Regions from separate parts of the Homo sapiens genome. Here region 1 is linked to region 2. A link is a loop called in an ENCODE intact Hi-C map of the cell type or tissue named here. Cell type or tissue: ovary. All regions are shown on one strand. Region 1 overlaps ATP11A (ATPase phospholipid transporting 11A). Region 2 holds the start of ATP11AUN (ATP11A upstream neighbor lncRNA).

What was found. A loop is a pair of places that touch in the nucleus more often than their neighbours do. Peaks named below come from ENCODE experiments on the same cell type or tissue, not always from the same donor. Only the 100,000 strongest peaks of a DNase experiment are listed, where the experiment ranks them.
Region 1: a loop joins it to region 2, with 7 times the contacts of the local background. A loop is called at or near these places in 6 of 110 quality-filtered maps.

The regions. Positions count from the first base shown.
Region 1 is chr13:112,703,384-112,705,883 of GRCh38, forward strand. The region is part of intron 1 of ATP11A (ATPase phospholipid transporting 11A); the gene reads left to right. Among named protein-coding and RNA genes, the nearest start is that of ATP11A, 15 kb to the left of the region's middle. RefSeq lists an enhancer at 432-975. In ovary, no CTCF peak of the experiment used is centred here; a DNase peak (open chromatin) is centred at 1,168.
Region 2 is chr13:112,645,953-112,648,452 of GRCh38, forward strand. ATP11AUN (ATP11A upstream neighbor lncRNA) reads left to right here and starts at 1,092. Exons shown (of 3, transcript NR_164109.1): 1 at 1,092-1,646. RefSeq lists an enhancer at 1,798-2,500. In ovary, no CTCF peak of the experiment used is centred here; no DNase peak of the experiment used is centred here.

The DNA of each region.
Region 1 (2,500 bases), 57 kb after region 2:
TTAGGGGTTAGGGCTTCAATATGAGATTTTTGAGGGGATCACAGTTCAGCCCACAGCAGTGTCCTGGTGACCGAGGCACTATTTAGATGGCGAATATTCAGACGGATCGGAAATGGCAAAGAGGACAGTCAGAAAAACACATTACGCCTTGTCTGTTGCTTTATGAAATAGATGACAGAAGCATGTTCCACGAAGTCTGGAAAGACAGAACGTAATTACTTAGTGAGAATGGGTTATTTTTTAAGTTGTGGAACAAAGTTAGGTAATTTGACCCTTCTTAGATGTAACAGACCGCAGTTCCCGTGGTTGGTTCGGATCTAAGGTTCTGTGTATTTATGTCTTCTTTTTGCTTTTTTTTTTCCCACTGGAGAAAGCTGGTAGGGGAGAGGTGGTTGGTATTAAAACAATGCTATAACATATTGTTTTGGTGTTTGCATTACAATCCAAACACACAGCATCTGGCTTATTGACAAGACAGATGTTAGGGTTTACATCACAAAACGGGATTGGGCCTGTCTGCTCAGTAAACTCAGAGGCTGCTGGATCATGATCTGGTTCTTCCAGTAAATGGAATTGCTTTTTGGAGCCCATACTCTGTTCACCTGCGTGTGTGGAGGAGGACGTCTTACCGTTGACAAAATTGGACCGTGCTAGTTGGAAGTTGCACTTGAAATGCAGGTCAGAACAATGGGATACGCTGGTCCTGCTGTCCCAGGCGGGGGAGTCACGGGAGGGCTCGAGTGCCACACCACCCACACGTCAGCCACCATGTGGGTTCCCAAGGCAAGCAGTGAGTTCCCAAGCCAGCTGTCGTCCACCTTTCTGGGTTAGTGTCTTTTTAAATAATCAAAGGTCTTTACCATCCATTAAGTACTGGCCCAGTTGTTGTACGCACAACTCAGAGGTGATTGTAGGTTGTGACTGCTCTCAGTCGGTAGTTAGGGTGGCCTCTGGCGATTGTTGGAGGAATTATGGGTACTTTGCGCTCTCTTTCACTGAAAATGCAAGGCCAAGTGGCTCCAGCACTCAGCAGAAACCATAACTGGTTTTGATGCTCTTGGGAGCCCAAGGCCACAGTGGCTGCTCTGCCCCCGCGTTGTCTTATCTGGAAAGGTCTGTGGGAGGCGAGGCTCTGACTGCGGCGTGCGTCTCAGGTTTGTATCTGGAGCACGTGAGAGTATGAGATGGGCTGGGGGTGTCCCCCTCCCTCTGTACTTGCTCAAGTACAGGAGCAGCTTGCCTGAGTCTGAGATGGGCTGGGGGTGTCCCCCACTCTCTGTACCTGCTCAGGGACAGGAGCAGCTCACCCATTTCCTTCATTCTTTCTGGCTTTGTTGCTCACCATTGCCTGGGAAGGAAGTGGCTGCCTAAATAATTAAATAATCTCCTGCTTCAGAGAAAAGAGGATTTCCTCCAACCTATTTTCAGCAAAGGATTAGGGACAATGAGGTCCTGCCAGTAGAATGCCATCTAGATTTTGGTGTGGTTTTCCAAGGTCTCAGATTGCCCACGAAGACATGGAAATGGCTTTCAGACCTCAGCGGGACCCCTGGTGTGGGGGATGGGAGGTTTGCAGGCAAATGGGACCACAGATTCTCCTTCACTTTCCGATAAAATGCCTCACAAACGTGGAATAACGGGCATCTCCTTTTCTCTCTAGAAAGTGCAGTGAGGTGACGTGATTTCACTCAGATAAATGGAGACAAACCATTAAAATATTAGGTAACCATCAAGTATACACGTGCTTTTTTGTTTTCAGTAATAAATGACTTTGGTATAAATCTGAAAGCAACATGTAAAAAGAAAGCTGGAGCGACTGTCATGGTGGCTGGAGTTTCCTTTTGTCCTCATTTCTGATGTTATTTAACTCCTTTTACCATTTCTCGGATGTAATGTGGAAACAAAATGTGCAGGCCCTCGGCAGCGAATGACACGTAGAGAGGGAAACCCTGGGATTCTCGTAGGGGAGGGTGTGTGATGTCCTCAGCACGCGGGGGTGCTCAGCAGTTGATGTTCATCCCGCACGCACTGAGCAGCTGCTGTATGCGCTGAAGATTCTGTGGGGAGCAAGAGGTACAGGCGCCCCAGCTCTCCTGGAGACTGGGCAAGGATGGAAGGCACATGGCATGTAGCACACCCGCTGTGAGGAGGCGCCAGGGACAAAATGAGAAGGGAAGGGTGTCCGGGACGGGGCATGGAGGACGGGAAGCCGGCAGGGACCATCAGAGGACAGCTCCAGGCAGAGGAAGCCCCCCAGGAGGGATGAGCAGAGGCCTAGTCTGAGACCTAAGCAGGTGTCGACTGCCCCTTTAGTTTTCTTGCTCACAATACAGAATGTATGTGTTGCTTTTCAATAGTGTTTTAAGCTTGTTTAATATTATACGGCCAAAGGAGGAAAATGTTACATAGTAGGTAAATTTGGATGATTTTTAACATTATAAAGATGTATTGCTTTATTGAACGAATATACAATACATTGATTTATAGGTAATTTTTTTAT
Region 2 (2,500 bases):
TCTAAAATGGTGAAGGCGTCGGACCAGCTACTCAGCAGGTAGAAATCATATCTCAGAATGCAAGAAGAGAATTTGAGAAAACTGCTTTGATCTGCAGGTTTTGAAGGAACGGTGGGCATTTTGATGTCACTTTTCTGAGCAATTGTGCTCAAGGCGACCATGTAGACATGGGAAGGCATAACTGTCTGTTTCTAAGCACTGCTGGTAACAGACACCCCTGATCAGACAACCCGATCATTCCTCATCCCAGACCTCCCCCTTTTCCCTGCTAAGGAGATGCTGGCCAGGGAAGAGGCGAATTCACTCAATAATTCAGCAAAATAACTCGATGACTTTTTTTTTTTTTGAGACGGAGTCTCACTCTGTCACCCAGGCTGGAGTGCAATGGTGCCGGCTCGGCTCACTGCAACCTCCACTGCCTCCCAGGTTGAAGTGATTCTCCTGCCTCAGCCTCCTGAGTAGCTGGGACTACAGGAGCCCGTCACCACGGCTGGCTAATTTTTGTATTTTTAGTAGAGACAGGGTTTCACCATGTTGGCCAGGCTGGTCTGGAACTCCTGACCTCAGGTGATCTGCCCACGTCGGCCTCCTAAAGTGATTTAAAAAGGAAATATTCCCTCCTCCCCACTTTCATCTGGTTGTTCACATACTAATTCTGAGAAACACAGCCATTGCACTTTGATACTAATTATTCCATTTCTTACAATCTTTAACCAATACTCTGACAAATTGTTAATTTAAGAAGAATTTGCAAAGCAAGTAACCCTACTATGTTTTTTAAAAGGCAGACAAGAAAAGAGTGTGTGAAAGTGTCTCTTACTGTAACCTGCCCTGGAAGGGTAAGCCTTTTAAAATCACAGCCTAACACACCTGAATTCTGCATCGAGAACTTCAGCTTTCTGTGGTGTGTGACCGTATAATACAAGCTACATATGGTGGTGACCTACCAGTTTGGGTTGAATTAAATATTGAAAGCAAACTCCAGAAATATCTAAAAGGAAACACACCAGCAATATTGTATTGATTGTGGTAGGCTGCTTAATAATTAATTCCCTCACCTCAGTTTTTGAATGTTGTTCTGTTTATGCCTCAGTATCAAAAACAACTGAGAAAGGGGCCGCAGCTCCGGCCTTCATCTGCTATTGCAAATTCGGAGCAGGGTGCTACTGGGGGGTGGGGGAGTAAAGAGAACGGGCCCTTTCTTCGTGTGTCCACTTCGTAGGAACCCAGGCAAGAGTACCCAAGCAGACCTCTGCTTAAAGCAAAAACAGACTGAAGTTGTTTTCCCCTCAACACGGTGACCATCCCCAGGTTTAGCAGAGAGAATCTAAACAATGACCCTTGCAAACACAGCAAGGATACCGACAAACGCTGGAAAGCTCAGCTGTGGAGTTTTAGTCGTGGCTGAGTTTAGGTGGCCTTGCTTCAACGCCATCAGGGTTTTGAACACCGTCGGGGGGAAGACGCCAGTCTGCTCAAGTGGTGCCCAAACCAGAAATGCCAGTGTCATGTCCACGTTTCCGCTTCTTCGGAGAAGGGACCTGTCTCACACGTCCAGCCAGAGCTTCTGAGCTGGAGATGCAACCCTGCGACAGAGAAGCCCTGGTTTGTAATCATACCGAGCTTGGGCAAGGAGGCCGGAAAAGGTAGGTTCTATGTCTTGGGTGGGGCCTTGCTTAATTCTTTTTTGTTGTTGTTGTAGTTTTGAGATGGAGTTCCACTCTTTCACCCAGGCTGGAGCGCAATGGCACGATCTTGGCTCACTGCAACCTCCACCTCCTGAGTTCCAGTGATTCTCCTGTCTCAGCCTCCCAAGTAGCTGGGATTACAGGCATGCGCCACCATGACCGGCTAATTGTTGTATTTTTTAGTAGAGACAGGGTTTCACCATGTTGGCCAGGCTTATCTCAAACTCATGACCTCATGATCCGCTTGCCTCAGCCTCCCAGAGTAGTGGGATTACAGGCGTGAGCCACCGTGCCACGCCTCCTTGCTTAATTCTTAAAAGGCCTGATTGAGTTACGGATTTAACAACTGAATTCGTGAAAATAATCTCACTGGAAGGATTTTGCCAACAGGAAGAGTTCGGGATTGTTCATGGGCATTTTTTGTTTTGTTTTGTTTTCCTCATCACATGCAAAGCCTTCCTTGTTCCACCCACAGATGGGAGATGGAGACGAGTCTTTTCCTGACCAGGTTGTCAAGGCTCACGGGGGGCACACAGACCCTTCGGTCAGCTCCTACCTGCAGCCGGGAGCGGTACTGAGTGCCCAGCTTCAGGTTTCACGGATCTCGCAATGATCCTGACAGGCGCAGCAGCAGGGGGCCCAAGCAGGGTGGTGACTGCCCTGGGGGGCTCAGATAAAGCCAGCAGCACAGGAAAGCACAGCAGGGGCGGGTTTGTAAAGCAAGGGTGATGGTGAGGGGAGGGTTACCACATGGAGCCTGGGGCCGGGCCAGGCAGGAGAAAGAGGGCCTCATTCTGTTTTTCTAACCTTTG